Regions from separate parts of the Homo sapiens genome. Here all the other regions are linked to region 3. A link is an interaction called in ENCODE POLR2A ChIA-PET data of the cell type or tissue named here. Cell type or tissue: K562. All regions are shown on one strand.

Evidence for each region. ChIA-PET counts read pairs that join two places held together with the same protein. Peaks named below come from ENCODE experiments on the same cell type or tissue, not always from the same donor. Only the 100,000 strongest peaks of a DNase experiment are listed, where the experiment ranks them.
Region 1: POLR2A ChIA-PET joins it to region 3 with 6 read pairs; 1 of 35 experiments calls an interaction of 5 or more read pairs at or near these places.
Region 2: POLR2A ChIA-PET joins it to region 3 with 5 read pairs; 2 of 35 experiments call an interaction of 5 or more read pairs at or near these places.

Annotation. Positions count from the first base shown.
Region 1 is chr1:172,485,062-172,490,061 of GRCh38, reverse strand. No RefSeq gene overlaps it. Among named protein-coding and RNA genes, the nearest start is that of PIGC, 43 kb to the right of the region's middle. In K562, no CTCF peak of the experiment used is centred here; a DNase peak (open chromatin) is centred at 2,855.
Region 2 is chr1:174,533,015-174,538,014 of GRCh38, reverse strand. The region is part of intron 13 of RABGAP1L (RAB GTPase activating protein 1 like); the gene reads right to left. Among named protein-coding and RNA genes, the nearest start is that of GPR52, 88 kb to the right of the region's middle. In K562, no CTCF peak of the experiment used is centred here; no DNase peak of the experiment used is centred here.
Region 3 is chr1:174,164,834-174,169,833 of GRCh38, reverse strand. All of the region lies in intron 1 of RABGAP1L (RAB GTPase activating protein 1 like), which reads right to left. Among named protein-coding and RNA genes, the nearest start is that of RABGAP1L, 7.8 kb to the right of the region's middle. In K562, CTCF peaks have their summits at 2,358, 2,560 and 4,222 (motif pointing right); DNase peaks (open chromatin) are centred at 2,703, 3,083 and 3,943.

The DNA of each region.
Region 1 (5,000 bases), 1.7 Mb after region 3:
GGCTAAGTCATGCTTACAAACAATAAATGTTGCCAAACATATCATATTGTGGCTAACTCTGACGTAGCATTCATAACTTAATTCCTTTCTGCTAACTCCAAGCTTTTAGACAAATTTTTGTTCCTTTAATTGCAGATTATAGAATATCTGAATCCACCTATGACTTGTAAGCCCTTGCTTCAAGATATCCCACCTTTTCGGGCTGAACCAATATATACTTTCCAGGTATCGATTTATGCTTTTGCCTGTAACTCCTACTACCTCCTTGAAATGTATAAAACCAATCTGTAATTTAACCACCTCAGGACCAAACTTGTTGGGTTTGTGTTTTTCCTTGGGCTGTGGTCACTCATACTGGCTCAGAATTAATATTTTAAAAATATTTTACAGACTTTAGTTTTTCTATTAACACACACAAAAAGTATTCCTGGTGTATCACAAATAAGCATTTCAGTACAATGATTAGAAATAACCTTCTTTGATCTAATCTCCACTATTACAAAGATCTTAAATTGGTAACTGTGACTTGAGCACATTCAAACCTGGATTTGAGTTTTTCCCTTGTTCAGGAGAACCTCAGCCCTGTTGGAGAGGGTTTATGCATGCTAAGGTTTCTTTCTCCTTTGCTTAGAGGAAGAGGTGCAGCATGCAGAGGAAGGGTCTACATGTACTTCTTCAATTTTTCATACTAGGTTAGAGGCAGAAAATTATTTCAGCCCTTGGTAGTTCCCACAGGACATCACCTATATGCTTTTCTAAGCATGAAGCTTTATTACACTGTCAAATTTCTGTTCCCAAGCCAACTCTGAGTATCCCTACTTCCCTTTGAGGGCTAAATGCATTGAAACCACTCAGTACTGACTTGCTTTTGAATACAGAGAGCCAAGCTCTGGTGTGCTGGAGTTGATTCCTACTGGTTATGAAAGTGATGAAAGTGATTGTTAACTTTTCCAAAATTTTGTGAGTTGGTTGTTAAGCTGTTGGTAGCTTGAAATTGGTCATGCTGGAAGATTTATACCACAGAAATTGGTGAATGGTACAATTGAAGGCACTTAAAAAAAAAAAGGTAAGAGGCCATGATTTAGCTATGCGCAATGGCTCACACCTGTAATCCCAACACTTCGGGAGGCTGAGATGGGCAGATCACCTGAGGTCAGGAGTTTGAGACCAGCCGGGCCAACATTGTGAAACCCTGTCTGTACTAAAAATACAAAAATTAGCCAGGTGTGGTTGTGGGTGCCTGTAATCCCAGCTACTTGGGAGGCTGAGGAAGAAGAATTGCTTGAATCCAGGAGGTGGATGTTGTAGTGAGCCAAGATCACGCCATTGCACTCCAGCCTGGGCGACAAGAGTGAAACTGTCTCAAAAAACAAAAAAAAAACTTGTTGAGAATCTACTAAGCGACAGACCATATAGTAGGTATAAGAGCTATAGAGGTAGATATATGATCTTTGGACTTTGGACTAGAAGAGATTTCATTAACTTTGAAATGTTCCCTGACCATTCTTTTGCCTACTGCTGGGAAAGGTGAATAGCTTTGAAGTTATTCCCACTTGAGACTGAAATATTCTGAAGTCTCTCCCACTTGCCATGATCAAATATCCCAAGAAAGGCATTTCAGAAGTTTAAATCCAATTAGTCTCAAAGCAAAATCTTTAGAAATGGCAGAAGAAAATGATGGAAAAGTCCCTAACTCTTCAGACATCTTATTTCCCTCCTAATTCTTATTCTAGTTTTTTGGGGGTTTTTTCATGCCAAAGAAATGAACATCGGGTAATACCCTTGGCTAATTTAGGGCATTTTCTTTTGCTGCTGCCTTTCAGATTCCTGGGAATCAGTACACAGGGAATTTGTAAATGTTATTTATTATATGTTCATGCCACTTACCATTGTTCAATATATGACTTTCTCTTAAGCTTGCCCCCTCTCCCATTTTTGATTCCATAGTTCTGTGTCCAGAATGAAAAATGCCAAAGGGAAAAAGAGACTGACTTGGGTTATATGACCCTAGAACTACCCTGTTGGCTGGAACTGGAATCTGACCTCCTTGTTCTGCCACTGATCTGCTGAATGACCTTAGCTATCACTTTCAGAATCAATGTGTGATGGGATGGTATTTCCACTAAGAAGGGTATTTAAAGAATTAACTGGAGCCCTCTATCATACTTAGAAAAAGTAAAGGCAATTGGGTATTACGAATCAGGTGCTGAGCTAGTTCAATAGACAGGCTTCACATTGTGTAGATTATGGAAAGCCTTGGATCTCTTACCGCTAAGAACCATAATCAGCTTAAAAGGACCTGAATCAGTGAATGCTCAGAATTTCCTGTTGAGGATCAGAGTTGGTGCTGCGGTTGCTTGCAGGAAATAAAGCAGGATTAGGTAGCGGCATCAAAGACCTGGGTCACTGGAGACTGTGACTCCTGACATGTCTTTAAGCAGAACTTGAAACTGAAAAAAAGTGGAGTGAATCCCAGGCTTCAAATGTAAGGATTCAGGAGTGAGTTGAGAGGTGGGGGAATTGCAGATTTTTCTGTATTTATTTATTTTCTTTTGGGTTTTAATTCTTCCTTTGCTGATCCTTATAGGATAATTCATTTTAAAACCTCATTTTTAAGTCTGCTCATTTTTAAGCCTCCTTCTTTTAAATAGTTAGCCATTTTTAAAATTCCAAGCACTTTTTAGAATACCCGCTCTGTGATACAGGCTGGGGATACACTGGAGAAAAAGATGCCACATCTTCTCCCAAAGGAGCACATAGTCCACGGGGGAGGAAGAGAAGGAAAGTATGTCAGCAGAGCATGATAAGGAACATGATGCAGCAGATCACGGGAAAGTAAGAGCTTATGGGAAGAGTCCCTAAGCCAAGCTGATTATATTAGGGGGAGCTTCCTGGAAGAGCTGATATCTGGTCTATTTTAGGGACAAATTGATATCAGCCAGGTGAATGAGTGGGAAAGAATAGTTCAAGTAGAAGGAAGAATATGTACAGAGATATAAAAGAGGAAGGCAATTCAGAGAGCTCCAAGTAAAGCTGGAGCTTAGGGTTTGATCTGGGAGGAGTTGCAGGGGAAGAGTAAGCAGAGGCTAGCCCTGGAATGTACCTGTAGGCCATACTAAAGGACAGTTTATCCAGGGGGAAAATGAACAGCTATTCAAGTATTTTGAGCAGGACTTATTAGAATTGTGATTTAGAAAACATTTTTGAAAAATAATAGTATGATTAGTTAATATTTATTGAGTGCTTATATTCTAGGTATATTTTAAGCACTTTTCTTGATAAAATGCATTTCAGTCTCACAACAGCCTTGCTCAAAGCCATAAGGAAGCAGTAAGGTTTGGGCCAGGATACAAACCCAGTCAGGCTACAACCAGCGACCCTGCTTTTAGCCACTAAGCTGTAAATGTATCTTACCTTGTTGTTTCTCAGTGACAAATACTAATTCTCATTGCTTATCTTTTCCTTATTGTTTTTGAATTTTAAGCCAGTATACTCTAACAATTCTCATGTACAAAAAAGAGATCCGACTTTGTAAAAACCCCCAGATTTTATTGTAAAGCCTAGGGGGCTTATTAATTGGAAAGAATGAGCAGAAAATTCCATACTTACTGGACATTTGTTTTTGCCTTTCTGAGGCAGTTGTGTGGTCGCTCAATGAAGATAACTCTGAAAGGCACTTCTCTTTGTTTAATTCTGAGCTTCGCTTAGAATTTATAAGAATCCCTATTCTGGGTTCCGTTTCTGGATCCCAGAATGAATTGTTCCTCTTTTAGGAGCCTAGGAGAAAGAAAATTTATCTTCTGTATCTCATTTGGAGCCAGTTTTTTGGATTCAAATTCCCAGTTAACAAGGAGCCCAGCTGAGAAAAATCAAATCAGAGTTAAATGAGGGATAGTTAAAAAAATAAAAAGAAATATATCTTTCATTTATAGAGGACAAATCTTATGCCTTTAGGAAGTCCCAGATTGTGCAGCACTCCTGAGATATGTTCACAAACATCAAATCTTACTTTTATTCAGTCAATCAACTAAATATTATGAAACAGCTGTTATGTGCCAGCTATGAGATAGAGACGTAGAGATAGCAAACATGCTAACTAGAGATAAAGAAATGATTAAGTCATGGTTTCTCCCCTCAGGCCTAATGGAGGATCTCAGAATCGCTAATATTTCAATGCAGGTATTTGTCATCTTCATTTCTCTGTATACCTCCATCTCCCCCGTGACTCTCGCCACATGAATCCTTTGACTTGCAAGCAATCCTAAAACATTCCTACCCCTGAAATCCTGCAATTTTGGACAGCCATTCTCATCCAGGGAGAGGAAAGATGGCTCCTAACTTGGACCAGCTGGCTGAGCCAGTTTGTCACCAATCCGTCACTTCTTCCTACTTTCCCATTTGACTAACAAATGACTAGGCATACTTCAGCCTGTGTTGTTGTTGTAGGACTATTTGGGAGATATTGTACTGTGGCCATTTTCTAAAGGGAAATGGGAATGTTTTGATTTCAAGCCATCTGGAAAGAATTACTATTACTTTAAGCATTGAAAACAGAAATATCTCTAAAAGAAATATCATTCAAGGCCAGGCACAATTGCCCACATCTGTAATCCCAGCACTTCGGGAGTCTGAGGCAGGAGGCTTGCATGAGCCCAGGAATTTGAGACCAGCCTGGGCAACATAGTGAGACCTTATCTCTCAAAAAAAAAAAAAATCAAATTAGCCGGGTGTGGTGGTGTGCACCTGTAGTCCCAGGTGCTAGGGAGGCTGAGGTAGGAGGATTGCTTGAGTCTGGAAAATGGAGGCTGTGGGGAGCTATGATTGCACCACTGCACTCCAAACTCCAGCTTGGGCAACAAAGTGAGGGAAGGAAAGAAGGAAGGAAGGAAGGAAGGAAGGAAGGAAGGAAGGAAGGAAGGAAAGAAGGGAGGGAGGGAGGGAGGAGGAGGGAGAGAAAGAAAGAAAGAGAAAGAGAAAGAAGACAGAAAGAAGAAAGAAAG
Region 2 (5,000 bases), 370 kb before region 3:
CTAAAGAAAATAAGGAAATTACATAACAATGTAAGCTTCAAGGAGATTCATCTGGCAGCATTTTTAAAAGGTGGACTAAGGAAGAGAGTAACTAACTGGGTGAGCCCTTATTGAACAATACTCTTGCATAGGGTATGTGAAGCCACTTGATACTCATGGAAGATCTTCCTTAAAAGTTAGTTTCACTGGAAGATTTTAGAGTTGAAAAAAATTATAACTTTTTTGTGTTCTTTAAAAGATCTTGATACATGCATCAGAATCATACTTTTCCACAATGACCACAAACAATGCAGAAAAATATGGAAAATTCACACGATGGCAGATCATTAGTGTTATGCTCTCAGGTAGCACCACTCTACACCTCTCTCCATAGTAGTACAGGTGCCCGCCACCCTGCCTGGCTAAACTTTCTTTCAGGAACAGGAGGAGCAAGAATTGGATGATGGTGTATAGCATTTATTAAGCACCTCTTCTGAGATTACCTGTAGAGGATGGGAAAATACAGACCAGACTTGATATTCCCAAGACCTTTTACCAATATCCACAAGTGGGAAAGTGGGGTGTTCCTTAGGAAAATAGGTTCTTAGTAGCAGTAGGATAAGGGTTACAGGCTTCACTGATTTCTCCAGTAAAACTTTTGTACCCTGAGAGAAAGGCATGTTCCTTTATACGCAGCATAGGTTAAAGAAGGGTAATCATTAGTACTGATATAGCTCTATGTTTCTCAAATTCTGTTAAGCTACTTTGCATTTGGTTCAACCTCATAATATGAACTGTCATAGCAACTCATTCAACTGCCACCCACATATAAGTTTATAGTCTATTTTTAATTGAAACTTCATCTAAGTCAGAAAAATTAGCAAAACCCAAAAGCTCAACTAAAAAGAGGTTTATGAAATTATCTTTATAGTTTGGTGTGGGAGAGAAAAAAGGCAACCAACTACTTCAAAGAAACCAATAAATGAGATTGTTGGCCTTTTAAGTCAAATAACTAACTTCAGATGTAGCAAGAAAAATTGTCAGTATCTACTTATGCTCTACAAATTCAAAATTTCCTTGGTTTTACAAGAACTTTCACCCTATTTTTTCCCCAAAGAAAATTGTTTTAAAATGTAAAATAAACATCCAATATCTAAATGTGTCCTTTTCTCTATTAAAAGGAAAAAAGTAATTATTTAAAAGGTCTAAGGTAAAAATGTATTTGTCATTAATGCCGGTACTCTACCTTCTGCTGAAAAGAATTAACAATATTTCCCTTCCTAATGTTAGAAAATTTCCTTGAAATGACTAAGAAAAATTTTTATTTTAACATGATACACAAAAGATGATTTCCAAAAGATATTTTCCAAAGATGGGTTTTCCCTTCTAATCAGTGACTTAGGCTATTATCTAAAAGCAGTTATCAGCTTGATCTAAAAATTTTTATGTATTTGTTAAAGCTATTATTGCTTGTTTTCATAAAAATCAATTTCTTTAAAGGAAAAAAAGCATAATTCTTCCCACATAAAATAAGAATGCTTATTTTTCTTTTTACTTAATTTATCATTCTCAGTTATCCTGGAAATGTGTCAAAATTTCATAGAAAGCACATTTCTCTCCTCTCTCTCCCTCTCTCAATCTCCCAACCCTCCCTTCTTCTATCTTTCCTTTTTTCCATCTTTTTTCACACACGCAAACAAACATACACAGTTTCAGAAAGTTAAAATTGCTTTTACTTTGGAGTATTTCACTTTCAAACTGTCCTTTGGAAAAAAAAGTGATATATACACTTAAAAAAAGCCATACATTAAATTTCCAGAGGTTTTTTTTTTTCCCCTGACACTGGAATTATTCATTTTGAATGAATGTTCCAAGTGCACACCTTATCAATAATTAAAATACCAATCAAAAGATATTTGCAAAGAGGAAAAAAATGTTATGGTAAAAACCTGAGGTGAGATAAGGACAAGATTTCCTACAGAAACCACAAATATACATTAATTCAGCAATGATGAATTCCAATAACATTATGCTATCACATTCATTTCACAAATCTTCACCAAGTGCCTACTAATGTGCAGGCACTGTCCTGTAACAGAATAAAACTGAAGAAAAAAATTTTCAAGGTCAAACCTTTTTTGTTCTTATAAAATTATACATATTTAATTTTTAAATATGCTCAATTTTTCTATAAAACTCATGAGACATTTTGAGTTTTCTATTTTAATGAAAAACTAAGAAGCAATTCTGAAAGCTGATAGCCTGTTGTCAGTGCATTTTTCATAACTACAATTAATATATTTTCCTTTGGAATTATTAATCTTTTAGGAACTGAATGTTTTATAAAACTAATTATTTCCCCTAAACTATGAAAGCATGACTTCCAGGAAGGAAAAAGGTTGAAGAAATTGGGAAATGAAGGGCTGTAAATTTGTAAATATAGAGGATCTAAGATGTCTCCACTGAACTGAACACTTCAGTTCTTTCAAAAGTATTCCGAACACCTAGCAGGCAAAAAGTGCAGCTTCTAGGATCCTCTCTTAATAGTAACTACCCAGGCTGAAAATAGACTTCCCCTGGCAAATCACTCACTGACTAATTGGGCATCTTTGCTTGCTGGCTATAACGTAGTTCTTGCAGTTTAAGCCACCAGCAATCAGTGCTGATTGAGTACCTATAATATGCAGAGCATGCAGTTCTCAGAGATCCTCACAGTCTAGACCTACAGAGTTTCAGGCCTCCTAGACCATCATGAAATTCTGAGATACAAAGAGATTTTCATTAAAAAAATAAATAGAGACAAATTCTTTATTTTTTATTTCCCACAGTTCAATTTTGACTCATGACATTTCAAAAGAGAAAATTTTACAGCTATACCTAAAAGATGCATGCAAATTGTCTTAACTGCAACAGATCAAGAAAACAAAACAATACTTAACCTTATGGTGTCAAGTTGAACAGTGGCATTCAAAAACTTTTATTTTTTCCTGAGAACAAGGAGATATAAACCATTCCACTTTCATCTTTTGACCATGATGTGAGCATAACCTCAATGAATCAAACCACACTGTATACACTAATTGTTAGTCACCTTCTGGGTTACCATTCAACTGTCATCAGATCAACTATTACAATATCACAGTGCTATGTTCAAGTAACCCTTATTTTCCCTAATAATTGCTCCAAAGTACAATGTACAAGATTAGTGATACTGGCATACTATTCTAATTATTTTTTTTTTTTTTTTTTTTTTTTTTTTTGGAGACAGAGTTTCGCTCTGTCATCCAAGCTGGAGTGCAGTGGCATGAACTCGGCTCACTGCAACCTCTGCTTCCCAGGGTCAAGCAATTCTCCTGCCTCAGCCTCCCGAGTAGATGCGATTATAGGTACATGACACCATGCCCGGCTAATTTTTGTATTTAGTAGAGACGGGGTTTCACCATGTTGGCCAGGCCAGTCTCGAACTCCTAACCTCCAGTGATCCGCCCACCTCAGCCTCCCAAAGAGCTGGGATTACAGGCGTGAGTCACCTTGCCTGGCCTGCTCTAGTTATTCTATTTTATTATTAGTTATTGTTTTTAATCTCCCGTGCAAACATTATAAATTAAACCATCATAGGTACATATGTATAGGAAAATGTATACAGGATTTAGTACTAATCTAGTTTTAGACATCCACTGGGGGTCGTGAAATGTAATCCTCATGAATAACGGCAGGGGGATTACTGCAGCTTTTTGTTTTGTTTTGTTTTTAAACTATTGAGCTGTAAAAGCAAACTGTAGACGATCATATTTAATATACACCATTGATATAAAGTTTAAAAACAGTCAACTTGCTAAATATTGTTTAGGGACACACACACACACACACACACACACACACACACACACACACACACACACAGAGTTGACCTCTGAACAATGCAGGAGTTGGGGCACTGGCCCTATGCACAGTCAAAAATCCATGTATAACTTTTGACTCCCCAAAAACTCAACTACTAGTAGCCTACTGCTAGCCAGAAGCCTTGGTGATAACATAAACAGTTGATTAACACATATTTTGTGGGCTGGGCGCGGTAGCTCATGCCTGTAATCCCAGCACTTTGGGAGGCCGAGGCGAGTGGATCACCTGAGGTCAGGAGTTTGAGACCAGCCTGGCCACCATAATGAAACCTCATCTCTAATAAAAATACAAAAAATTTGCTGGGTGTGGTGGCGGGCACCTGTAATCCCAGCTACTTGGGAGGCTGAGGCAGGAGAATCGCTTGAACTCAGGAGGCGGAGGTTGCAATGAGCTGAGATCATACCATTGCACTCCAGCCTAGGCAACAAGAGCGAAACTCCATCTCAAAAAACAAAAACAAAAACAAAAACACGTATTTCGTATGTTATATGTATTATATACTACATTGTCACACAAAGTAAGCTAGAGAAAAGAAACTCTAAGAAAATCATAAGGAAGAGAAAATATATTTACTATTTATTAAATAGAAGTGGATCATCATGAAAGTCTTCATCGTCATCGTCTTCACACTGAGTAGGCTGAGGAGGAGGAGGAAGAGGAGGGATTGTTCTTGTTGTCTCAGGGGTGGCAGAGGTAAAAGAAAATCTGCATGTAAGCAGACCTGCACAGTGCAAGCCCATGTTGTTCAAGAGTCAACTGTATGTAGTATAAAGACGTATGCAGAAATGACAAGTATGAACTTTAAAACAGTGGTTACCTTCAGACAAAGACGAAGAGCGATGGTACCAGAGGGGAGCGCATGGAAGGATTCCATTATATTTGTTTGCTTATTTATTTTTGAGACGGAGTCTCACTCTGTCACCCAGGCTGGAGTGCAGTGGCGCGATCTTGGCTCACTGCAACCTCTGCCTCCCGGGTTCAAGCGATTCTCCTGCCTCAGTCTCCCGACTAGGTGGGATTACAAGAGTGCCCCACCACGCCTGGCTAATTTTTTGTATTTTTAGTAGAGACAGGGTTTCACTGTGTTAGCCAGGATGGCCTTGATCTCCCGACCTCGT
Region 3 (5,000 bases):
TAGTCCCACCAGCTACTCCTGAGACGAAGGTTGGAGAATCGCTTTGAGACCAGAAGTTTGAGGCTGCAATGAGCTATGACCGTGCCACTGCACTCCAGCCTGGGCAACAGAGAGATACCCTGTCTCCAAAACATGAAAAAAAGGAAAAATTGTTAAAGGTCTGTCTTTAGAAAAGTAAATACTCAGTGGAACATAATGAAGTTACCATGCAACACAATGAAATTTATATTCAAAATAGGAAGTATTAGATTAACTGATAAACTGGTTTCTCTTTCCTACTATTACTAGATTATCTTTTAAAAAAACTTTATCTGGGCCAGGCACAGTCACTCACGCCTGTAATCCCAGCACTTTGGGAGGCCAAGGCTGGCAGATCACGAGTTCAGGAGTTTGAGACCAGCCTGGCCAACATAGTGAAAATACTACTAAAAATACAACAATTAACCAGACATGATGGCACGTGCCTGTGGTCCCAGCTACTCAGGAGGCTGAGGCAGGAGAATTGCTTGAACCTGGGAGGCAGAGGTCAGAGGCTGCAGTGAGCCAAGATCATGCCACTGCACTCCAGCCTGGGCGACAGAGCAAGACTCCGTGTCAAAAAAAAAAAACACCTTTATATTTTCAAATGGTAGGGATGGCTAATTTATTGTGTGTGATACCAACTGCAACAGGAGAAACCTGTTTCATCTATCAAAGCTATTGATAATGTTGACAAGAACTATAAAATGCATGTCAGAATGTTTTTTAACTTAAGAGGCCTACATTATCATATGTAAAATAACTCAGAAACAGAAAGTCAAATGCCGCATGTTCTCACTTATATGTGACAGCTAAACAATGGGTACACATGGACATACAGAATGGTGGATATTCAGGTGATGGGTATACTAAAAGCCCAGACTTCACCACATCTATACATGTAAGAATCTATACATGTAAGAAATCTGCACTTGTACCCCATAAATATTTTTTTAACTTTTAATTTTTTAAACTTAAGAGGCCTAGCCTCAGTGAAAATTTAAGCTGCATAATTCATGCTGAAAAATTTTCTATGTTCATTAGTGTTGGCAAAAAGGTCACCCTAGGATTTGAATAACAGTAATATTTAATTTCATTTCCCCATTAACTTTGCCAGGAATCTCACACTAGTGTTAAGGTAACTTCTAGAATACAGAAGGAAAAAAGGAATGGAGAGAAGAAGACATTAACTGAATTACCATTCAATACCAACTTGATCATGCAACTTGGTAATAGATCTTTGCGCAGACAACAGCAAATCAAAACATTAGTCCAAATATGACCACTGACTTCAGGGCAAATATGAGAGATTTAAAATGAAAGAATACAGTTCATGAGATTTAAAAAAAAATGGAAAAAAGCAATAATAAATGAATGAGGTCTGGTGATAAAACAGCTGCTCAATAACAAAATTATTCTAAAACAACTTCAGAAACCCTACTGTCTGCCAATATATATATAACCTCCCTTCAATGGTTGATTTTTCAATGGTCAATTTTTCACTAAAGTAGTATACTCTATTCAATTTTTTTTTTTTTTTTTTTTTTTTTTGAGACCGAGTCTCACTCTGTAGCTCAGGCTGGAGTGCAGTGGCACGATCTTGGCTCACTGCAACCTCCATCTCCCAGGTTCAAGGGATTCTTGTGCCTCAGCCTCCCAAGTAGCTGGGACTACAGGCACACACCACCACATTCGGCTAATTTTTGTATTTTTAGCAGAGGTGGGGTTTCACCATCTTGGCCAGGCTAGGCTCAAACTCCTAGCCTCAAGTGATCTGCCTGCCTTGGCCTCCTAAAGTGCTGGGATTACAGGTGTGGGCCACCACCCCCGGCCATCAATGTATGCAAGATAAATTGACTACAGAAAAATAAACTATTCAAAGAAACACCTAATAACCATTCTAACAACTATTCCTTTATACAATGCTCTCAGCAAAAGGCCTCACAATGACAATTACGACATCTTGAAGCACAGAAAACACTCCATGTAGTTTATAAAAAAAACTAGTGATATGTGTCTCTTAAACCTTCATAACTCAAAACCACAGGTTTGTATTTTTTCTAAAAATAATATTTATTTGCATCACTTGTAGTAGAAGTCTGATTCTTAAAGTCTTCTAATTTTGCTTACTGCTAATAATGAGAATGGTAAACGGGTGTATGTGTGGGGTAAAGGAGAAGTTGAGAAATTCCTCACTGGTATATGAATGAATTCCATACTTGCCTTTTAAAATGTGCTCCTTTCTTGAAATTGGGCATACAAAAACTCCCTTTGGGTTTGCATTACTTTCATATTTGTGAATACTCACATGGTAGTCTTCAAAGAGCTAGAACACTTGTTTTCAACCATTTGCCAGGTGGGTGTATTTTCACCACAAATTCCAAGAACTAATGATATGTAAATATATATGTATGTATGTCTACACATACATATATGCACACTATGTGTATGCGTGTATATCTTTACAAATGTTTACATAATTTAATTAAGGGCACCATCATTATACTTTTTACCACACACACAAAAAAAATGGTGGCAGAAAATCTGGAAAGATTCTAATAACCTCAATTCGTGAAAACTAACATGCCTCAAAAAAGAGGGGGAAAAAACTTTAACAGAAACACTGTGCTGACATGATTAGCTTTATCATTTAACTGGTGTGAGGCATCTGGGCCATGCCATATTTGAACTCTTATCGTGGTGTTTGGGGTGTGCTATATTGTGGAACAGGTCACATGAAACTGCTGACACCTTCTAAAATGGTAGGACAACATTTACATATTAGGAGCTTACATAACTGAAGAAAATCGTGTGGCAATGACACAATTCATATTTATTTTAGAACCACGGCTCATCTCAAAAACTCTTTATCAACTATCCAGAAGTAGCCCAGCTTTTTACCAACCAAGTAGTTATTTACTATAGCAACTTCTTTACCAACATTTCCAAAATTTTCCACACACTTCCATGATGAGCTATTAAGCAGTCTCTGTATGTGTTGTTACCTGGGCAACACTCTAAGAAGGCTTTTACCTTTACAGAACTGGTGGGTCAAAGAGAAGCAAGGCTTCTTCAAATCGACTACACACTATTTAATTAGAAGCAGTAAGTGTGAAATCATCAGCAGACAGAAAAGCTTGAGAACTGCCACCAGTACTTCAACTTGATTAACAGACACAACTTACTGGCATTTATACCTTCATTTCTAGCTACCCAATTCCCCTGTGAAACAAGGCAAGTTCCATCCAAGACTTCAAAACATCTTCAGTCATACAGGCTGTCAAAGACATAAATGCTGAAATCTAAGAAAATTCTTGGAATAAAGAAGCCATCAATTCCTTACAAGTGGATTTTGTATAAAATACCCTGCTTTGCTGCCCTAAATTCTAAAAGCTACTCAGCTTAGCTGCAGATCTGTATAAACTACCCTTCTGCCTGAACTAAACCTGCCTCCAAAAATTAAGATCCAGTCATTTAGAAATCACATTTTAGAAGGCCCTTGTAAAGACTTTCAAAACTGCTTCCTGTTCTACTACAGCCAATTTGACGCTAATGAAGAAAAACAAAAAACAAACAAAAAAAAAACACTGTCTCTCCTTACAAATAAAATATTTTTCACTTTCCAACACTTTTAGGATTGGTAAACTCAAGGTTGCTTCTCTAACACTAATAATTTTTCCCTTCAGCTTCTACTCTAAGGATACTTATGTGCTCTCTGGATCATATTTTAATCATAACATATAAATCCTGTTCAATGTTAAGAAGTACTAGATTACTCCAGAGTCAAAAATGAAAGATAAACTGAAAAGCAGAAAGGAAAACTGGCATTCTAGGCTCTTAACCATCTGGTGCTAACGGACTCTTTCTTGCCTAGCTCTTTCACTACTCATTTTTCCCTGTCTATGCTTGTATGCCTTTGATCACCCTGGCCCCTGGCCCAGAAAGGCCTTTCTCTCATACTAGTTGTCCTATTTCCACATGTCCAAATCCTACCCATTCTTCAAAGCATAGTTCAGGGGCCGGGCGTGGTGGCTCACAACTGTAATCCCAGCACTTTGGGAGGCCGAGGCAGGAGGACAGTTTCAGTCCAGAAGTTCAAGAACAGCCTGGGCAACATAATGAGACCCCGTCTCTACAAGTAATGAAAAATTAGCCAAGCATGTTGGTGTGTGCCTATATAGTCCCAGCCACTTGGGGGCTGAGGCAGAAGAACTGTTAGAGGCCAGGAAATCAAGGATGCAGTGAGCTGTGATGGCACCACAGCACTCAGTTTGAGTAACGGGAGTGAGATGCTGTCTCCAAATTAAAAAAAAAAAAAAAAGTAGTTCAAATGTCACCTCTTCTTTTATCCTTAAAACTAAAAGTAGACCGGGCACGGTGGCTCACGCCTGTAATCCCAGCACTTTGGGAGGCTGAGGCGGATGGATCACCTGAGGTCAGAAGTTCAAAACCAGCCGGGCCAACATGGCGAAACCCCGTCTGTACTAAAAATACAAAAATTAGCCTGGTGTGGCAGTTGGCGCCTGTAATCCCAGCTACTCAGGGAGGCTGACGCAGGAGAATCACTTGAACCTGGGAGGCAGAGGTTGCAGTGAGCCGAGATTGTACCACTGTACTCCAGCCTGGGTCAAAAACGAAAAACAAACAAACAAACAAAAATAAAAGTAATCTCTCCCTCCTCTCTAAACTCTTATAGTTCCTTATCTTTATCTTTTTACCACCCATTACTTTCTGCCTTTCATTATCACTGTTGTTTCCATATTTAATCCCCCACCTAAGCATAAAGTCCTCAGGGTCAAGGTCCATCTTTATTCAAACTGATTAACACAATCCCTTATACACACTAAGTGAGGTTAGGAAAGAAGCCCACCAGAAACAACTCCAGATTGAGTCCAGAGCCCTGGCTTTGCTAATAACTCACTATCTGACCTTGGCCTTGAGGCTCTTAGTATGTTCCTTCACTTACAAAGTTAAGAGGGTAG